Linked DNA regions of Homo sapiens: region 2 is linked to region 1. Evidence: chromatin loops called from intact Hi-C (ENCODE). Cell type or tissue: ovary. All regions are shown on one strand. Each heading gives the region's core, and the rest is flanking DNA. Links, peaks and the distances in the headings are about the cores only. Region 1 overlaps ANKS1B (ankyrin repeat and sterile alpha motif domain containing 1B). Region 2 overlaps ANKS1B (ankyrin repeat and sterile alpha motif domain containing 1B).

What was found. A loop is a pair of places that touch in the nucleus more often than their neighbours do. Peaks named below come from ENCODE experiments on the same cell type or tissue, not always from the same donor. Only the 100,000 strongest peaks of a DNase experiment are listed, where the experiment ranks them.
Region 2: a loop joins it to region 1, with 2.6 times the contacts of the local background. A loop is called at or near these places in 3 of 110 quality-filtered maps.

What each region holds. Positions count from the first base shown.
Region 1 is chr12:98,890,118-98,901,443 of GRCh38, forward strand. The region is part of intron 17 of ANKS1B (ankyrin repeat and sterile alpha motif domain containing 1B); the gene reads right to left. Among named protein-coding and RNA genes, the nearest start is that of APAF1, 250 kb to the left of the region's middle. RefSeq lists an enhancer at 4,452-4,951. In ovary, for the core only: no CTCF peak of the experiment used is centred there; DNase peaks (open chromatin) are centred at 4,468, 5,045 and 5,441; H3K4me3 peaks cover 1,157 bases.
Region 2 is chr12:98,817,732-98,829,057 of GRCh38, forward strand. The region is part of intron 19 of ANKS1B (ankyrin repeat and sterile alpha motif domain containing 1B); the gene reads right to left. Among named protein-coding and RNA genes, the nearest start is that of APAF1, 180 kb to the left of the region's middle. RefSeq lists an enhancer at 6,610-6,779. In ovary, for the core only: no CTCF peak of the experiment used is centred there; a DNase peak (open chromatin) is centred at 4,330; H3K27ac peaks cover 659 bases.

The DNA of each region.
Region 1 (11,326 bases), core at 1,711-9,710:
TAGAGTAGCTCTGGGTGGGTAAATGGAGGGAGGGCCAGTTTGTAAATAACGCTGAAATTTAAGAGACTATATATTATCTAATTTGAGGCTTTGTCCCAAATTTGGTTTGGAGTGAGTTTTTATGACTAATCTACCAGTAGGGTGAAATAAATAGCATCATTCATATCAGGAGTACCAACCAACCCCATAAGAGATATTGAAGAGACAATGCCAACCTTCCATTCTGGAGTAAAGCTATAGTGCAAGAAAACAATTTGAACCAATTATTTTCATACTAAGTTGACAGTTAAGACAGAAAAAAATATATATATTAAGAGCCAAGAGATACTGCATATGGTCTGCAAGTCTTTTCTGGAGAAATGAATCATGAAGATAAAGAGAACTGGCTTATTTTTACAGTTACATTTTATATTTCTAGAAAAATAACTACAACATGGTCTTGATGTCTAAACATAGGGAAATGAGACTTTTATGAACGTTACACAACACAAAACATACCACTTGTTGCAGTTACAACTACGTGCAAGTCATTCTCAAGCCTTAACTAAAACCAAAAACAGATAATAAAACATATAGTTACAAACATTATTCTAATTGAACTATACTTTGAAAATGACTGAATGCTCAAATATTCTTAAAATACAATGTTCTCTTGCCAAGAAAAGAGTGTTGGTCTTAAAATGGCCACAAAACCTAGCCCCGTCCCATGTTACTAGAGCTACAGAATCAAGCACCCTCCAAATATATGGCCAAGCAGCCTTGGAGGCACCTAATGAGTCCAACGCAGTCTTCCCATGTGTCTCAGAGGCTGCTGTCTGTAGTGACAGAGGTGATAGAATATGGTAAAGTTGCGTATCTAGGAAAATCTCAATGTAGTCCCTGATTTCCCAGAGAATGTTCTTGTGGCTTATCCTCTGAGGTTAGTAGTTTCAGTTTAGTACATTAATTCCAAACACTAAAGAGATGAATCCATTCAAGTCATTTACAGAAAAATTGTTTTGAGATTTACCCAAAAAACAAACACACTATAAAGAATTTAGTAACAGAGAAGATTAGAACTTGCACTTTTGCTTCTGCTGGTTCAAGTTTTGTTCTGATATTCTCTGCATTTCCTATTTCCATATGAGAAAACCACCAGTACATCTTTGCTGTGTGAATACCAACACTGAGAAATATTGGCCAAACATAAAGATTTTTAGAGAATTAATTTTTGATATTCATCTAAACAAGCCAATATATTCTCACAATTTTTTAAAGAAAAAAAAAAGAACTCAGCTTAATCATATATTTGACTTCTAAAAAATCATCTCATGATTCCATGAAGATAGAGAAAAAATCAGATGAACAGGAATGGTTTTCATTTCACACTGGAATTATAAGAAAGGTTAATTTTTGCATAAAAATTACATCTACATAAAAATAATTTCTGGAACAATGCATTATTGACAGTTATGTGGGAAGATAAATGCATTCACGTAAATGTTCTTTCTCAAGCAAATTACTAAATATATTGACAGCACTGCACTTTGAAAACAACCATTTTAAGGCAACCAAATACATATACAAGAGTAAAAACATTACATATAATAGCCAATGTAATGTTTCACTCAATGCATATTCACTCAAATATGCATACTTTTTTTCAGTTTATTGATATATACTGCTATTAAATTAAATAGCAAACACTTATGCTTTGTTGTTGGCTATTGCCCACAGAAGGAAAAAAATGGGTAGTCAACTGGAGCCTATTCACACTTCTGTTAATTACTGGTGGTCCATGGAAGATGTTATAGTTTGATTACTAGCACTTGTAAATATTAACCAAGTCTAAGTTACTGCTATAAAATCCAAAATGTGTAAAAACCAAACACACCTATACAAATACAAATGTTTTACTCATGATCGTTAATGACTTTAATCAAGCAGATCTTCTAATTAATTTTGCTAATTGTTCATTCCTCTCAGGACATTTATTGGTTTGATGGATATTACTATGACATATGTTGATGCCAGCATCTGGTCAGAAATGAGGGCATCAATAAACTCTCCTTGGTGTTTCTACAGAATGTGCCAATGCTATAAACACTGTCAATGCCACAGCATTTATTTCAATATAAGATTTTGAGAACATGTCTGCCTTTCATTTAGAGAAAGGATAAACCTACTTCGAAACACACGGTGCTCAAATATGCTTATTCAATGAATGGTGCAATGAGAATGGCTTGATAACAAACTGGAAAACATCTGCCAACATTTAAAATAGAATAATAACATCATAAACGATTATTAGGAATGGCTTCCCCCACAATGTACTCTGTCAATTTATACCCTATTTCGAATATGTAGACTAACTTTAAACAAATATAGTACCGCTATCTTAAAGGAAGTGATCCCCTAAACATTTCTGACCAAAGGTAATCATATGCAGTAAATTAATAGACAAGAAATGCATCAGAATTCGATTCATGTATAGAAATTTGGCTAAACTTGCAAACTTTTATGTTGTTAGTAACTATTCAGAGATTATCACTTTAAACTGCTGACAAATAAGTGCACTTATGCAGTTTTATTTTTAAAAACTAGTTATCCCAAAATATCATATTAAATAATACACCATGCTGTATCTATATTTCAAAATTATTTTAATGGAGATTTGATCTCCAGGTAGAGGCAAAACACTGTTTTCTCCTTCTGGCCCCCATTAGGGAAACTGTAACAGTATGGTTGTCTCCCGTTTCTACACATGAATCTATTGTCACTCTACTGTCATGGCTTAAGAAAAAAATATTGCTTCTACTCAAGGTGCCAAACTGCACCAAGCAAAGTAACTCCAATGCAGTAACATTAAGTTTGGCAACTGCAGGACAAGGTTTCCATCCTTGAACAAGGAGCACTGATACTTCACTATTTTGCCCCCCAACATCATATTTCCCCCTGCATTCTGAAGGTTTTTTTAAAAAATATTTGTAACAATGTTTTTGTATGACACTGGCATCAAGTCTCCCAGGCAGCATGCATCTGTTTTAATTTCATTTGTATTCGTTACTCCTTTCTTCTCTATCTGAGTCCAAGAGAATCACTGCTAACACACCCAGCACTACTCAGGATAGACAACGACAGAATGAAACACTTCTGAGGAAGCCTTTCCGGTGGCATAATGCCAGCACTACTCATTATAGCCTATTTTATCACAGAGCCGTCAACATTACGGACTCGAATAACCCAGATACCAGCGGCATCCCCTTGCACGAGCTCATCTGCGGAGTACAAGGAATACAGATTTGGAAGAAACCTCTGAGAGGTTTTCTAATCTTTCCTCTCTTCCTTCTGACTTCTAACTTTAACGTGAGCCCACCCCAAAGAAGAGAACTAGACTCTCTTAGTAACTTGTGCAAACCTTCAGAAAAGTCTTAGGTTGTACCTAAATTCCTCATGTTGCCATTCCAACACTATTTCCTGTAGTTTTCCCTTTCCAGATGCAGGAGTCCACAGAGCAAGTATCCTTATAAGTGTCTAAGAATCATCAAGCAATTCCAAAGTTCCCGTGTCTCTAATCTACTGATCCAACGTGCCCGGCGCACATAAGCAGCACCGCGACTGAATTTCAAGTCTTCTCAAACTCACACCTCAGTTGCTCAGAGAGGAGAAATGCAGCGAGGACTCGCCTTCCTGGCCAGTCTCTGAAAACGCGAAACCTTCCTGAGCTGTCCATTTGTTTTAGGGGCTGTTTATAAACGGCTGGTTTTCTTGGAGGAAAAATAAACAAATAAATACGGGGCGATGGCAGCATCCTGATAAACACAGGACCTTGTTTGGCTTTTGGCAAGTTGTAACCTGGAGTAAAATCACATCCAAGTTACAAGCACGCAAATTGGAATTTCGCTGGAAACACTGACCCGACCTTCACCGAAGCAGCAAATCGCAGTCTCTGCTGCTCTGCTCCTGCTCTCCAAGGCTTAACATTGGAAAGTCCATGCCCACGTCCCCCTCTAATTAATCAATGTAGAAAGAAATACGAGGGAAGAGAGAGGGAGCACACTCCACACCAACCTTGCCAGCTTCTATTCTTCCTGCTATTCCTTAAAGGCGATGCACAGCGCACCTGGAAATTACGTGGACTTGGCATGGCTTTTTAATATTAAAGACAAACGACCTTTGGAAAATATACACTGTTAAAGTCAAACCATTTGGAGAGACACCCAGCAATTTACCTCCTCAAACTCCTCGGAACCCCAAGAATGAGGAAAGGAAATGGAAAATGCGCTTAACCCGGGGGTGGTGGGGGAATCGATAACCAGAACAGGTTTGAAAAAAAAAGCCCCCCTCCCGCCCCCTCCGTAGAGACCGCTAGCTGAGGCTGCAACACCTGCCCCGGCAAAGCGTCTCCGCAGCCTTCCCGGCTTGCCCGACTCGGCTTCCTCCGCCTCTGCCCCGGCTGCGGCACCACTTCTTGGAGCCACGTCTCGGCGAGCGGGGGCCGCGGAGCGAGGGGGCCGCTGTGCCGCTACTCACCCGAGCCGCTCGGGCTGGCCGCGAGCCGGGATCCGCGAGGGCTGGCGGGCTCTGGCCCCCGAGGACGCAGACATGTGGCTTGAACCTCCGCTCCCCTAGCCGTTGCCTCTGTGCATCTTTCTGGGCGCCCCCAGCGAATGCGAGCGGCGAGGCGAGGGCGAGCGCGCCGAGGAAGGGCGGGAGAGGCGCGGAGCTTGGCCGCGCCGCGCTGCGCCGAGCGCCGGGCTCTCCCCGCGAGCTCCCCGGGCCCGCGCGCGCGCCCCCCACTGCCCCCGCCCCCCGCGCGGCGCGTGCCCCCCACCCCCCGCCGCGCGCCCTCGCACCCGCCCGGCTCCACGCGGCGCGCGCCTGCCCTGGCGGCAGCGGCGGCGGCGGCGGCGCGTCCTCCCCCGAACGCCGTCTCCAGGGCTGCTGGCTGCGCTCTCCATTGTTCCGCGGCTGCTGCCCGGGGTGGGCGGCGAGGCGGGGGGGAGGTGTCGGCTTGGCCGCCGGGGAGGGCTTACCGCTCGGGCGGACCCTCACTGCGAGAGCGATGCGGGCCCAGGCGCGGCGCGCGGGGGCTGCAGGGCGCCTAGCACTGGGGGTTGCCGGCGCGCGGGGGCCTCCTCCTGGCTCCCAGGCACTCGCTGCTGCTGGGCGCCCCTCGCATCCTCGGTTACTATGGATATCTCGCTCCTCCGCCGCCCCCTCCGCGCACTCCGGGAGGCCGCCGGGGCGGTAGCAGCGGCGCGGCTCCGCGGGTGCCCAGGTGACCGGCTCGGCAGCGGCAGAGCAGTGGCAGCAGCCGCCACTGCCGCTGTTACTGCGGTCGCCGCCGCTGGAGAGAGGAGGACGAGGAGGGCAAGGGGCAGAAGCAGGTCCTGCTCTGTCTGCCCCAGAGGCCACCTCGGGTTTCTTCTCACTAACCAAGCGACTTCGTGTTTACCTCGCAGGAGACGCCTCGGCAGTCCTCAACTTGTGTGCGCCGGTGGCCCTCTCCTGTGGGACTTGCGTTCCAGCTGTTCTCAGAGCGGGTATGATCGGCCTCCAGTAGACTTGGAGGGTCACGGGTGAGATTTTGATAAGGTTCAAATACTCCTCACTCCTGCCTCCGGTTTCCACCAAAGTTACCATTGTACTACTACCAACAGTTGTGGAAATTTACTTTGGCAAAGGTTTTGTGTTTTTGTTTGTTTGTTTTTCCCCCCAAAAATTATGCCAATTAAATCCGACCTTAAATGACAAGGCTTTTCTCTCATGTTTAAAATCCCATTTTTTTCCCCTTGCCATAAATAAATAAAAATAACTTGTGGCTTACAGGCTGCTTAATACCACAACATTTTAATGAGCATGTCAGGTAACCCACAGGCTTCAGTTCTTTGTTGCTTACAAGTTCCATCCGTAAGTGTGAGTTGCTCACTTAGTCTGGGGTAACAACCGCAGATTCCCACAGAGAAGAATCAGTGTCTTAAAACAAGGTAATACCAACCCAATGGTCTATGAATAGGTTGGAATGGCGGTACTTTAAGTAAAAGTATAAAGAAATGGTTAACATTATGAGGAACTTCCAGCAGTACTAATAATCAACCCTGTTGTTCAGGAGACATTCACTTGCTAAACTTTAAGGCTAGGCATTTACTGCCTTGAAAGCAAAGCAAATGAAGATTTTGACCAACTGCAACATTCAGGCTCTAAAATAGAAATATGAATGAATTATTAAATAATAGGTAACATTTACTGAGCACTTACGATTTTCCAGGCATCTGTGCATTATCTCATTTAATTCTTACAACTCTATGAAGGTTTCATTATATTATCCTCACTTTACAGATTAAAAAAAAGGCTTAGATCTGCAACTGGTAGTTTTGGAAGAACATTCTTTTCCTTAAACAGGAAACTCTAAATGCCCTCTGTTTTGTCCACCTTTGTGCCACTGTCTGCTTCTGTGAGGGTCAGGATAATAGTATACCTGAAACCGCCCTTTTAGCAAGCGGCAGGGCCAGGACATAAGCTCAGACTAGATGTCTAATTCACTTGCTATACATGTAACATGTAAAATAAAAAAGACCTGCATCTTGACTGGTGTACTCTTTGATAAATGGGACCTGATTACTTGATGGAGGCATGTTTGACTATCTTTGTTTATGACATTAGCAAACTTTCAATGGGTTTGGAAGTGAGGCTATTTAGTTCTGTGTCTTACTCTGCAATCCAGACACCTGTGACTTGAGGTAAAGTAAGTGTTTTCTTGGTTTCCCAATCATGAGAGTGACCGAAGAATGACATTTTCCAGGTCATCATTCTCTTGTGGATATTGTTCTCTGATAACAATATTGGGCAATCTCAAAGAGCTGTCATTTCTTGGCAGTGAACTACAGGCTATTTGGAAAGGAGGTGTAAATCACTTTTTCATCATGTCCAGTCCTCTGCACTCTAGAGTCATTTGGGATGTTTTGTGTCTGCACTACCTCTAGAGAATGATGGAAATCTAATTCTCTGTCAGCTTTTCTACCTGGCTAGTGAAAATGCTTCTTGGGAGAGCTGGGAGGGGAAGTCGCTGTCCATGGTGGTCGTTACTGAAGCCCCATTCAGCAAAATCGGTTCATACTCTAAATACTGGAATCCTGCTTAATTAAACTAAGGAGCTTCTGCACAGCAAAATAATAAACAGAGTAAACAGACAACCTTCAGAATGGGAGAAAATATTTGCTAGCTATGCATCTGAAAAAGGACTAATATCCATAATCGATAAGGAACTCCAATCAACAAGAAAAAAAAAAGCATTAAAAACCGGGCAAAGGACATGAGCAGACATTTCTCAAACGAAGACATACAAGTGGCCAACAAACACATGAAAAATGCTCACCATTGCTAATCATCAGAGAAATGGAAATTAACAGCACAATGAGATAGTCTCACACCAGTCAGAATGACTATTATTAAAAAGTCAAAAAATAACAGATGTTGGTGAGGTTGCCGAGAAAAGGGAATGCTTATACACAATTGGTGGGAATGTAAATTAGCACAACCCCTGTGGAAAATAGTATAGGGATTTCTCAAAGAGCTATAAACAGAACTACCATTCGACCCAGCAATCCCAATACTGGGTATCTACTCAAAGGAAAATAAATTGTTATATCAAGAAGACACCTGCACTTGTATGTTTATTGCAGCACTATTCACAGTAGAAAAGATATGGAATCAACCTGTGTCTATCAGTGAATGCTTGGGTAAAGAAAATGTAAATATACACCATGGGATACTATGCAGCCATAAAAAAGAATGAAATCATGTCTTTTGCAGCAACACGGATGGAGCTTGAAGCCATTATCCTAAGTGAAATAAAACCAGAAAATCAGTACCACATGTTCTCATTTACAAGTGGGAACTAAACAATAGGTACAAATGGACATACAGAGGGAAACAGTAGACACTGGGAACTCCAAAAGCAGGGAGGATGGGAGGGGACTGAAACTGAAAAATTACCTATTAGGTATAATGTCCACTCTTTGGGGGATGAGTACACTAGAAACCCAACCTCACCGTTATACAACATATCCATGTAACAAACCTGCATCTATAAAAATAAAAATAAAAAATAAACAGCTGTTAATTTTGCAAAATAAGTAAATATTACAGTCTGGAAATTAACTTCATCATGGCACTAATGAAATTTGGTGATATTCTCCAGTACTGTATATTAAAACATAAAGATCTTATCAGTATAATCTACTGGTTGGAGTAAAAACATTAAATAATTCACAGGAGAATGACTTTTTACTCTATGGCACTAAAATAGCCCCTATTCATTGTCAAATTTTAGATATTTTTAGGTACCAGAACAGCATAAAGGGGATAAATCATTTCCTGAAACCCTCTCACCTTACAGCAAAGAAAATAGCTACCTATAGAGGTTAACCACCATAATTAGAAGCAGGCGTAAAACCATGAATTCTTGCCACAGAATCACTTATCATGATTCTGTGATGCACCAGGATATTGAATGTCAGAATCATTCTTTCTTCAGTAATTTCATTTTTTTGCTTAAAAACAATTTCCAATTTATGTCATTTGAAAAACAGATAATATATAGTCTGATGTAATATGTAGCTCATGTTCATTTATGTGGAGTGTATCTAAATCTTATAATATTCTAGCTGTATTAAGTAATATTGTTTCCTGCAAAGTGAGACAGTAGAAAAAACTCTTATGGTACCAATTTCTGACCACTGTAACCCAGTGAAAAGCAAAGCATTAATTTCATTACAGGTCATCAAGAATGCAACCGTCAACATAAACTGCTTATTTAAGAGCAGCCATTTTCTATCAGAAAGGACTAATATTAAAATTCCCCACTTTCCTATATTCTCCCTTTGTATTAAAAAATTATCCAGGGGACCATGTTGAATATTCCAGTCTCAAAAATCCAAAGATGGTGGTAATTTTTCTAAGAGATATGTAAGGCCCTTTGTAAGATTTAGAGGAATAGGATTTTAAGAGTTTATTCATTTGTTTAGTAGTAGTATAATGCAATAGTTAATCTCCTGACTTTGGAATAAGACCTGTGGATTCAAGTCATGGGTATTTAACTTAATTGTTTTGTGATCTTGAGTAAGTTACTTTTTTGAGCCATGCTGTTCTAATTTGTGATATGAATGTGATAATAATGTAAGCTACTTCACAAGAGTTGTGGTTGGAAATAAATTAGATTACCAATATGTAGTACTTTTCACTAAGTACCACACTACTTTTCACTAAGTACCACACATTGGTAATATCATTTGGCCAGGTTAAAGTTTCCATTTACTCAATCAAAGACTAATCTAGGTGTTTCTGTGAAGGTATTTTGTAGATGCAATTAAAGTCTATAGTCAGTTGACTTTAACTAAAGGAGATTATCTTAGATAATGTCATTCAACTAGTTGAAAGTCCTTAAGAGCGGCTTCCCTGAAGAAGAAATTCCACCTGTGGACGGCAGTTTCGGCTCATCCACAAGAGTTTTCACCTGCCCTTCCTAATGGCTTGCCTTAGCTCAGTCTTGTCCAGCCAGTCTCCACAATCATGTAAGCCAATTCCTTGCAATAAATCTTTTTGTATATGTCTCCTACTGGTTCTGCTTCTCTGACTGAACCCCAACTAACACACCATGTAAAGCATTAACTATAGTATCTGTGACATAATAAACACTCCAAAATATTAGTTAATTTTTTAAATTAACCCTTATTGAACATCTCTCACATTTATAGCACTGAGGTATACACTCTGATAAAAATGTCTGAGAGCTCTGAAATAGAATAGGGATAGATAGATACTTATTGTCTCCAATGATAGTAACCTCAACCAGGAAGGGATTTAATGTTTTAGTAAAATTTCCAGGAAAACAAGGGAAAAGTGCCAATGGGTTGATTATTCCATCTGGAGCTATGTAGGGGAATTATGCAAATTCAGTATGAGGCCAGTTTCCTGGGTTAGGAAGACAATGAACAAAAAGGCAGTTACTGTTTTCTCAACAGATCCATATAGATGTAGCACCTGAAACTAGACACACCAGTTTCCATGGATCAACCATGGAATTCCATTCTGTAAGAAAAATTTATTTACGACTTGGTCTTAAGCCAATTGGAATTATATACTTGATAACTGCCTTGAGATTCTTGGAGGAAGAAATACGCTCATATTTAAGAGTATTAAAGTAAAAGATCTTTCTTATTTCAATGTTAGCTTATCTTAGTATTCTACATTGTTAGATCTTTGAATTTGTTTTGTGCATTTTTAAGCAAGGAAAAAATACTTATATCACTAAAAAGCAGGCATAGCACAAACCTACTTAAATAGAATCTGCCTCCGTCCTTCAGAATTATAATGCCAAACTTACAAAACTTAAGGCTGGAAATATCTCAGATGAGTAAACAAACCTCAGGGAGGTAGTCTCAGATATAAATAGGATTAAAAGGTGATGAGAAAGTAAGAGAGAGTGAGAGCATGCCTTTTGGTTTTATATTAAAGCTCTGATAATTTAGAGTGAATCTTAGAAATAGAAATGTTTTAAATTGTGTGTTTGCAGGTGTGTATGTGTGTATTCACTAAAGACAGCTGTCCCATGATCCTTTATGCCATAATAGTAATTTTCTCAAAGGCAGTGCTATTGCTGTAAAAATACTTTTACTCATTATGCAAAGATTTATTGAATACCTGTGATGTCATATGTCGAGCTGGTTGCTAAGGGATAGGAAAGTAAATTAGAGATGGACTCTAATCTTGTGGAACTCTCTCTGGGCAACTCTAATTTATCCTTATGGATTTCAACTAACACGTGACTTTCTCTAGGAAATTTTTGTACTTCCCTTGCTCTGCACTGGCCTAGGCAGTTCTCTTTTGCTCTCACAGTAACTTTGCTTCCACTAATATTGCATTTATCATTTTTTTTAGTAATTAGTCAATTGCTTATAAATCTCCCTATAAGACTGCATGAGGTCAAGGACCTTGTTTATGTGAACCTCTATTTTTGCTCGGCTCTTGTCCTCAAATAGGCATTAGGTAAATATTTACAGAACGAGTGAAAGAAAGCTTGGGACATGTTGAATTTTAATTGCTTTCCAAATAGAAATATGCAGGAAGCAGAAAATATATAAACCTGGAGCTGAGGACAGAGATGGGTGCAAGGGATACAAATTTGTATTAGCTGATTCCTGGTAGTTGGAAGGCCTGGGTGGATTATCTTCAATGAGGCTCACATGTAGAATTATGAACGAGAAAGTCTGAGGTCAGGACTCTGGACAGCGTCCACACTCTCCATTTTATCTGTGGGATGAAACATGGCCCACATGGCTAGGAT
Region 2 (11,326 bases), core at 1,001-9,000, 73 kb before region 1:
TTATAAAAGGTCTCAGCTGAACTATTTCATTTGCAGGAAATGCTAGAGTCAAGAAAATGCTGCTTCCTGCCATTTCTCCATCTTTCTGAAGGGCAATCCTTCCAAAACTTCATGATCGTGACCTTCCCCTGTGCCTGTGGGGAGGATTTTTGGACAGATCAGTTATCACCTGCTGGGAAGGAAAAGCCAGGCCAACAGTTGTTTCTCTAACAACATCTGCACGTGTGACCCATGATTGCTGGAGTCAGCATTAATCAACCTACCAAGAGTGGGAGGAAGTAAACAACACATTTGGTTCCATCTAAGTCCACTGGCATGATATAAATTCTAACACTGTCTTCCCAAGTTTAAGGTTTTCCTTCCATTCCCTTTCCAAACTCCCTTCCCTTTCCCATTCCTCTCCAGTTCCCTCCCTCCCTCCCTCCTTCCCTCCCTCCCTCCCTTCCTTCCTCTCTTCCTCTCTTCCTCCCTCCCTCTTTCCCTCTTTCCCTTCCTTCCTTAACTCTAATTCTGGGACTGATATCACATAAAAGAAGTCCTCGGCTACTAAAGTAGGAGAGAAGGAGAGAACTATAGGCTTATGATATTCCTGTTATTCATTTGTAGAGGTAATATATAACCTGTATTCCCTAATATGACAGCTGTAGCCCTAAATGGCATTACACAATTGTTTATGAAATCCCTTTACAAGAAAAAAATAGAGCAGAGGAAAAAAATGAGCATTGCCTGTACAATCCAGCTCTCATTGTGCAGCTCCCCAGGTTCCAGGGATGTTGCAGGGAATTTGAGTCAATTGGGATCATGCTGTTTATAGCAATATGGGCTGTTTTACTTGTTCTACCTCAAAGTCTGGATGCTATCAAACGTTTTTCAGGGCCACTAAAAAGCAGAACATTAATAACTAATTCAGAAAGGCAGTGATCAGCTTTTTATCATAACATGAATGGCTGAAAAAAACCTAGATTTTGCAAAGTAATGTTGTTCTTTGTAACATCTCTTTACAATATACATTATATTCCTTTCTTGCAAAGTGAGGTTGTCATTTCCTTTACTTAAATTCATTTATTAACTGGAGCCCGACTGTTTGTTTCCTGCTTCTGACAGAAAAGATGCATTGGGCAGAGTCATTTATTCAATGATGTTTATTGAGACCCCACCATTTCTTCATTTTATCCTTGTGAAAAATATGAAAAAACAAGGTGCAGTTGAACAATCCTCTTGAACGATGCCAAGCTAAGAGGTCTCTAGTAGAAAGCTCACAGTTTTTTTTTCAATTCTACTTTAATCAACACTTCACTCAATACACTGATGGATGACTTCAAAGGTTTGTTGTTTTGAGGTAAGATTCTTAAAATGAGCACATTACATAGTTGAAAAGGATCACTGATATACTGAGTGGCAACTAAGTCTTAGAAAGGTCTTGATAGACTAGGATTATTGGATGAGTAACTTTATAAAAACTGCTTTATCTGGAAAAGGATAATGTAAATCCAGCGCTGCTGAGAAAGGAGGCGTAGCTATTGATAAAGGCTGGGAAATTTTCATGAAGAAAAGCACAGTAAGAATGAATGACATGTTAATGTTGATCTGCCCAGAGCTGGGGAACCAGGATGCTGTACGGCCCACATCCCCCTTATCACATGGGATTGGCAAGGAGCTGGAGACATTTAATATAGTGAAGGGAAAATATCAAATTGTCTTCAGTCTTAAAAAAACTCTTCCCAGCAAAAGGGAGCAGATGTATTCTTTGTTGTTTCAGAAGATATCATGAACTATGTAGGAGTTATAGGGAGGCTTATTTCAATTCAATATAAGGCAAAAGTTATATCAACTAGACCTTTTCCAATCATGGGGCTGCCTTACAAAGAGCGGGCCAGCTTTCCAGTCAAGTTTAGGCAGAAACTTGTGGCTGTCTGTAAGGATGTATTAGAATGGGTGCCTGCATCAATTAAGAGATGGGACTACATACATTTTCTGGCCCCTTCTCATCTTAAAATTCTCTGCTTTTCTTTAACAGTACAGTTGGTCATCTGTATTCTCAGTTCTGCATTCTTCTGACTGCACAGAAGAATCTTCTAGCTATTAATGCATACAGACAAAAGCAAGTTATCACAAATTTTGTGATCCTGCATTCAAACCTCATTAGAATAGAGGCCCATACAGAAAGGAGGTCATATCATTTCACAATGCTTTACATGAAGCAATTGTTTACTATCTCTGATTTGTAAAGAATGAAAAATTGGATGTCAGGAGCAAAGGATTTTCTTCAAATACAATGTTTATCCATGCTACTTTAGAGGTTTAATTCTCTACTGAAGTTGCATTTACATAAGGTATTAGATATTCTTAATAGGATTTTTCAAGGAACTCAAAACATTGCATTGGAGCATTTGGGGTTTTGGAATTTCTGGAATGTGCCACGTCCGCTAGTTCCCAGTTTGCAGAGACAATATGGGGTGTTCATCAACACTGTGGTTCACACGACAGCTGTGAAGCTAGGCTGCTGGCATTGGAATCCTGGTTCTGTACCTTTTAATTTTTGTGGCCGTGGGCAAGCCACATAAATGCTCCATGCCTCAGTTTCCTCCTTATAAAGCTGTACTAATCAGTGCTGGCTCTGACGATGATGCCGATGAATCACCAGGCCTAAGCTAGACCGATGATACGCTATTGTTCCAGGCAGTGTATTTCCCTAAAAAACTGGAGACCATCTCAATTTGTGTCCAATCTGATCTGTCGTAGAGCCCTGTGGTTTTATGATGCCTATAGCCTTACATAAAGTAATTTGGTCAACAGTATTTACAGAGTGTTTATTTTAGAGGAATTAAAAAATGACTACGGAAGAGTGAGGCATTGCCCCCACATAGCCAACATACACTTTACCAAAAAAGAAGCAAACATTTAAAAATGAAATATAATGAAATATTTTGAAATACACTAACTCATAAACATCCTTTAATTTTTAAAAGTATTTAAGTATGGATATCATCCATAATTCCTTTTCCAAAGAGCACCAGTGTTAACTAGGTTATAACATGAATAGGAGCTTCTTGGACAGTGTTTGCTTTCATAAAAACTATGATTTCCAAGTCAGTGAAGAGGTATTAGTTTGGGCTTACAAGCTGGAAAACAGAAACAGTTTTGCAAGATGTAGCTAAACATGAGATTTACTTTAAAATGCATTTACTCCCAGATGCAGTTGAGAAAGCATAATGTAGAAGAAAACTAGAAGTTATCTCAAAATAATAACAATAATTTCTAAAACAACCCAAACGTATAGTTTCATAGTTTGTAAAACACTTCGAAAAAATACCATTTTATTTGTGCCTCACAACAATGATGTGGGGTGGGCATTAACCTCACTCTAGGAAGAGAAAACTAAGGCTCTGCATAGCTAAGAAGCGTGTCCAAGGTTACAGAGGAAATAGACATCAGAGATGGGATTTTTCACCATGATCTCATTTCTTCAAACCTGGCATTCTAACAAAGCTCATCAAATTAAGTATGAAAAAATGAAATCAATACTCATCTGATATAGCAATTTTCCATCAGACAATCTCAGAATTCCAAAGTCAGAGTGGATTTATTCAGATGCCCATTATTGCTATTTCTGCCTGCTTAGAAACCAGCCCCTCTTCTAGCAGCAGCGGCCTGGCTGTTCATGGGAGGAGGTGCCTCCTTACTCCTCAGTCCACATTGTTCACATGGAGCTAAAACCACCCCTGGTGTGGGACCTCTGTCTTGCTAATCAATCTGTCTGTCTGTCTGTCTCTCTCTCTCTGTCTCTCTCTCTCACATATACACACCCCTTTGCAATTAGCTCAGGGAAGGACACTTGATCCAATCCAGGCTCACTGGAACTGATGGAACGTAATACTGAGACTTTTTCTTTTTTGAGACAGAGTCTTGCTCTGTTTCCCAGGCTGGAGTGCAGTGGTGCGATCTTGCTCACTGTGAACTCCGCCTCCTGGGTTCAAGTGGTTCTCATGCCTCAGCCTCCCGAGTAGCTGGGATTACAGACATCTGCCACCATGCCCAGATAATCTTTGCATTTTTAGCAGAGATGGGGTTTTGCCATGTTGCCCAGCCTGGTCTTGAACTCCTGGCCTCAAGTGATCCACCGGCCTCAGCCTCCCAAATTGCTGAGATTACAGGCATAAGCCACGATGCCTGGCCTGGGACTTTTTTTTTTTTTTTTTGACACTCTTGGAAAGATAGGTTCTCTTTCTTGTAACTTCAAGTTAAACAGCAATTTGGCTTGAATCTCTCCACACGGAGAGGGAGGCTCTTTGGGAAAAGAGCCAACACAGAGGACAGCAGAGCCAAGAGAAGGAGAGCCAGAGAGCAATGCAGCAAAACAGCACCTGGATCCAGGACTCCTGCCCTTTTCTGCTTAAGCCATCTTGAGTTGGATTTTTTGTTACTTACATGCATCTGGAAAAGTCCTTGCTGATAAATTACTTTAGGCCTATACGCACAGAATTAACCAAGACAGGGCCACACAAACAGCCCTATTTCTACTAGATGTTAAAAAACCTTCTTTTTATTTTTTTTACCACTGGAAAAAGAAAGGGAAGAAGGAGAAGGAGAATAAGAACCAGAGAATTCTCCTACCCTTGAAAATTTAGCAAGGGCAGATTATAACAGCCAAAACTGACCTGTGGACCCAAGAACTGGACTGCATGTAATAAGAAACATTCTGAAAATTTAACAAGTGGAAAAATAACCTGCTGGGCCTCTTTGTGAACAAGCTGCTCAATGTCAACAAGCCCAAGGCACCACTAAATATCACAAGGTCAATTCCACTGAAATAGGGTTTTTATATATTGTCAGATTTTTTGTTTAGTTGTTTTGAAAACAGAATATTTTCTATTGATATCTTCTTTTTCTTTTTTTAAATCCATGGTCTGGTTTTAACTGCAAACAGGACCCTTGGTTAAGCACCAGCACATGGAGACAAGGTGGAGACGTCAGAGCTTCTCTAGCAAAACGACTGGAGGTGTTTAGGGCTGACGGGTCTATCAGAATCAACTCTGGCTAATTTGCCTTCTTGATGACCTTGACAGGGAAGAAAACAATCTAGACCTGTAAGATGAGTATCAAAGCCTGAAAAAGAATCCATCTGAGTGATTCTCCCACTTCTTCCAATTATTTGTTTTAAGACTATAGTACAGTATTCACAAGACACTAATCATATTGACATTAGTGTTGCCCAAAAGACACTTAATCATACTGGAATTTCTAATCCCAAAGTTGTCTCAGATAGAGCAGGGTGTATTTGCTAAAAGAAAATTAACTGACCATATTAATAAAAAAGGTGTACAATACATCAGGTTTAAATTCCAAGTATGGAAGCGCTATTTTCCACTTTTGTGTTGGTCATAGCTGGCTAGTGGCCTAGAGTTCTTGGCTTGAAATAGGGCACAGATATCATCAACATTCCAGATGATCTCTGAAGCTCGGGTGTCAGCTTGTCAACTTGACGAGCTGTCAAATCGGAAGCTCCTGACGGAAGAGCTTATTGAGTGCACTCTTGACCTTCTTTTTTGGTTATGTATGATCTGTCTGTGCTTAAGTATTAAGAGTTGCTCTTTAGACCTTCATGGAAGGAAATGTTGAAATCATGGACAAGCTGAGCCTTTCTGAGTAGTGGCTATGTGATGAAAATCTAAATTAAATCTAGGCATTAACTTACGGACATTAAACAAAAAATCTGATGTGACACAGTAATAGGAAAACTTGTTTAGTTTGGGGAAAAAAACACTCTCTTTTCTTTGAGACAGAGTCTCCCTCTGTCACTCAGGCTGGAGTGCAGTGGCACCATCTCAGCTCACTGCAACCTCTGCCTCCAGGGTTCAAGCAATTCTCCTGTCTCAGCTCTCCTGTCTCAGCTGGGACTACAGGCATCCGCCATCATGCCCAGCTAACTTTTGAGTCTTTAGTAGAGACGGGGTTTCGCCATGTTGGCCAGGCTGGTCTCAAACTCCTGGCCTCAAGTGCTCCGCCCGCTTTGGCCTCCCAAAGTGCTGGGATTACAGGCGTGAGCCACGGTGCCTGGCCAAAAAAGCCACTTTCCAAAATGCTGTTCCTTTCTTGGTTGTGCTATTTTCTGAAAACTGATTCTGTAAATTCCAGTAATGCCAGAGCAGTGGGTAGAATTTCTGGGAACAACAGGCCTATTCTCTCAGGAAAAGTATATAAGAGGAGAAGTTACTGTCCTACTTCTTTCCCAGACATGGCAAAGTGTTTGCCTCATGGCTTTCTGGGATATCCATGCTTTTTAAGCTAACAGTTCTGTGCACAATATATTTCCATAAAGTTCCAAATTTCACTTAAAGAAAAAAAAGCCCTCTCACTTGATATTTTATCTAACAATGTTACAATAATAACGTGTTATTACCATATGATATTTTTTGTTACAATTTTGTAACCTGAATTGGTAGAGAAATATGGCATCCATTCTCTGCTTTCCCTGGCTTTGACATCATTCTACCCAGATCCCTCTGCATCGTGATATATGCTCCTTGGCAGATGATGTGTTTACACAATTAAAATAATAAAAGAAAAATGCAAATTCCATTCTCAATCTACATGCTAAATATGGGTAACACTGGAACAAAAGATGGTCTTTATAGAATGCTACAACCACCGGAGCACTTGCCCTTCAACTCTCTTTGTCATTAATTGGCCTACAATGAGCAGGGACCTTTGAATTAGGGACTGACAGGTGATGGGTCTGAACCGATAGTCATATCTGTCTATATAGTGCTTTACAGTTTAGAATATGCTTTCATATAAATTATCTGATACATACAGGCCTGAGAAGCAGACATTATCCACATTTTAAAGACAAAAAAATTGAAATTCAGAGTCACCACATAACTCGGTCCAGGTCACACAGCCAGAAAGAAACCAAATCAGAATTCCAACCGAAGAAGCCACTAAGAAAACAGCATCGACTATTTGGAGAAACACCACAAGCAAGAATTTGTTTGTAGACAGAGTTAACCCCACACCTACCTACAAAGCTTTTCACAAACATGGGAGACAGGCAGCGTTCTGACACACTGTGCAGGGTCTCTGCTGAAGGATCAACAAATAACCAGTGCAGTTTTGCATTTAAGGATTTCATGGTGTTAACCACGAGTTGATTCAATCAGTTTCCACTAAACTACTGTGATTTTCTCTTCTGCTTGCTGTGCCCACATAAATGGAATCTATTATGGCACATGAGAAATTAGTATTTGTTGAACTGTTTTTAAAATATTTTATATCATTTTAATACAGAGGCAGGCACAGGGCATCAGGGACTATAGAAGAACAAGGATAGGGTTAGGCAGGCCAGGGCTTGAGTCCCAGCTCTACCATTTACCAGCTGTGAGGCCAAGCACTCACCCTGTTTGGCAGATGTGCACATAGGCTCTTGTGAGGATTAAATAAGATACTGCATGTGCAATCCCAGGCATGAACCTGGTCACAGCAGTGCTTCTGTATGGCTCAGCTTCTACTTCCCTTCCTTTAATAATATCAAAACAACAAACCTTGGAAGAACTAAAATGTAATATACAAAATGCTTTCAAATAGAGAAGTAATTGACCTAGTTGTACTTATTAATACTATTTAGATTGAGAAATATTAAGCTTGCAACTGAATTAATTTTCTAATAATTTAGAAAAAGTGTCTTTAGTGCCCCCAGGTAATACTGCTTTTTTTTAAATCTTAGGCAAGAGCATTCAAAACATAAAGATTTTATATTACACACTATTCTCACTAATATTTAAGCTAAAGTTTATGCAAAGATATGCATTTCTTTTACTGTTGAGAAGCCTTTGTTTTGTGAAAATACAAGTACTATTTCATTTTCTCATACGTTTTTCTGTAAATGGAAGCCTTCTATAAATGGCTTAACTTGCAGCATTTGGAAACTTTTTTTTTTCTTGCATGAGTTTGGAGAATGTGGCCTTAACCTTATTCATTCCATCACTCTCTTATTGTTCATTTTAAGGGTACTTCGACTTCTAAATATCATTCAAGAAAACTTCTGAAGACTGCAATTAGGTCCTAAATACTGAAAATATTTTCCTCCTTCTGATATATTTTCCATTTACTATCTCATTTCCACATAACTCAGAATTAAAAGCTGATCTGCCATGTGCTGTACACACATTAATAGTGTGTAGGACACCTTGTTTGTGCTAAAATGAGATAACAGATGTCAAAGTACTTTGAGAATTTAAAATCACTATGCACATTAAGGTATAATTACACATATGTGAATGCAACATTTATTTATTAGGGGTGTGGAAATTGGGGAGTGTTTCAGAACTTCTGGGCTAATGAGTCCAGTTTAGAATTACAGGCTGGAGAAGCTATGTTTTCAACATGATAGGAAACCCATCATTCAGATGTATTTATATCATTACATTCAGTTCATGCTGAACTCAAATTTTGTTTCTTGCATATTCATTTAAAATAATTTGATGCCAGAGTACTGCTTATATCAGAATAATAGCAAACAATACTCACAATATTTGCAAATCCCCTGTATCCCAAGACAGGTATTTTAAATATTGTTTCAAATTGAAAAAATCAATTAAACCCCATTCTAGTGTTTTATTTTAAATATCTGCCAACAAATTTAACAGGTAAAATGGACATTAAATTTATCTCAATTTAACTTTAAGCATTGCTTTTCCAAGTTAAGCAAAGCACCTCCAAACATCTGGTAAGCAGACCTCAAGAAGGCAAAACTCCTAATGAATTATTGCGGCCACCAAGAACTTAAGGTTTCTGGCCCAGGGCTAGAATTCCAAATCACTCTAATGGTAGCTCAGCTAAACTTGAAGTAGAGGGGTTTCTAAGAACATAAATCTGTCCAGGTGATTTTCTCTCAACTGCATTCTCATTTCTTTTAGTAGGTAAGAAAGAAAGCCTGAAGGTGGACTTTTGCATTTTAGTGGGAAATGGACTGGTTAGGCAAGCATTAACCAAGCTACAGTAAGCTTCTTGGGAGAAACTCCTTGGGAAAGAACTGGAGGAATGGAGCTCCAGGTTGGAAGGAGGTATAACTGGCTGCTTGCTTGCAAAAATTTTAATTGCTAATTCAAGTCTTTAGGAAGACCCAACTCGATTGTCTAAACACATAACTTCAGGGGAAAAAGTATGGTCTAGAGAGATATGACAGGTTTTTAAAAAAGTATATAAATTTCAAAAAGTATTACAGCAAATGACCAAAAATAAGGTAGAATAAGAAAAAAACAAACATCAATTGAGTAGTTGAGTGGTGAAAAGTCACATAAATTGAATTATTCAACAACAAGATGACAGAGTATTTCATATTTTGACAGGTTAAAGCAGTATTTTTAAGAGGTATGCATTCATTGCTCCATGGGTTTTGGCCTTCCATACTAGCGATCATGCTCAAAACTGCAATTAACACCACCCAGAGAGTTGCAGTTCCAGAATCCCTTTTTCTCATTGATCAGATTCCTGTGGTGTCATCTCCTATTTTCTCTGCAGCAGAAGTGCTGTATTGAACAGCAGGCTTTTAGAAAGCTTCTAATAAGCTCCTGATGGCTGATGGAGCCTGTGTGTCTAGCAGTCACTCGATCATCGTTAGTACTCCACATGAGGGGAATGCATGCGTGCACAGGTGCTCTAGTTCACTACGTCCCATCAGCCTGCTTATCTCACTCTGTTTTCTGCTTTTAGGCTTTTTTCACCTGGCCAGATAAAAGCCCATTCCATTTTCTCAAGGCAAGACAATTCTCATAAGGGATGCATTTCTGATTGGAGTGACCCGTTAAAAGATTTGTGCTATTTGGTACTACTGCCCCTGCTTTCGAAAACCTCAGGCAGCATGTAAGGGTGCAGTCTTGCTAGGCCACCTCTGAGTGTTTATACATAGGTAGAAGGGTAAGTCGTTTTTTAAAAAAACCCTGCAGTATATGGAGAAATTTCATAAATTATGTGAGCAGCTGAGAGAGGTAATTCTGCTATACTGCGGTTGACACAGTCAATAATAGCTAATGCTCATTAAAGAACTATACTCCCTTACCCAGGGAAGAAATGGGCTCAGAAAAGACCCAGTTCATATTAATACACAAAGACAACATGGCTCAAAGTTAAAACAAACCACATCTCTGAAATGCTGTCATTAGAGAAATTTAACCACATATGTGACTCGAAAATATAACAAGTAACGAAATAAATGAAAAGTTTGGGGGGAAAAAGCTTTCAGATGCCCTATTTAAAAGAGCACCAGTGAAAACAGTAATAAAAATTAAAAGACAATACCTAGCAACAGAGAAAGATAAAATTATTCTTATTTCTCCTATATTTTCCATCCCCTTTCAATAAAAGAGTCTCCATAATCCCAACATTGCCATTGCCTGCACAAAGAACCCAGAGAACAATTCAAAATTAAAGGAGCTGAAAGAAGACACAGTATCCCAGGCCTTCTCTCCCCAAGGCATCTGCAGGCAGAATAGCCATGGTTTCCAGAACATTCTCATCACATTTGTCTCTCGTGAGCTGCAGCATACAATGTTTACCAGAGGCTTTAAAAATAAAATCTCACTAAACAGTTGAGAAAAATATTTAACAACCAAGGCAAAGCAATTACAGTCAAATTTTCACCTCGAGATTCCCATCTTAGGTGTGGGAGGCAGAGAGAAGACTCCTGCACATCAGTCTGAACCTAGAATGAGGATGAAAAGAGTTGATTCTGCCAATGGTTGACAACAAATCCATATTTTTGAATCTCAGGGTGAAATGCGGAGCTACCCGCCCATCTGAATGTACATTAAGAACAGCGCCACTGTTCGGTTAAGGCTGACTCAAGTTTCTAAGCAGCAATCCGAGGACAGGCTAGACATGAACATCCCTACTAAAAACATGGAAAGGTCTGAACGTGACAGATCTCCCTTTTCAATTACTTGTGCTAGAAAGCATCATCATTTTCAACTAGTCAAGGTGACAATATGAGAAAACGCAACTAGTCCCAGTAGAGCATTTCTGTATGAATGTATAGACTTGGGAGGAAATTAACCACATCACACAGGGTTAATCCTTCCCCCCAAACTTCTGCCCCATTATCCAACCAATTTACATTTTGTAATCTAGACTTTTATTACTCATTTTCATTATGATTTGACTTTGACACTATATTATTCCCTTCAGGGCAAAGACTTTCTGGGTGCAATGAGATCAGACATAATTTCTTCAGCAGGAATGCATAACAAGGACATGTGTACACATTCCATTCCCAGACATTTCTGTCTCGGTCTAGTTCAGATGAGCAAGGAATGAAAGGCGGGGCATAACA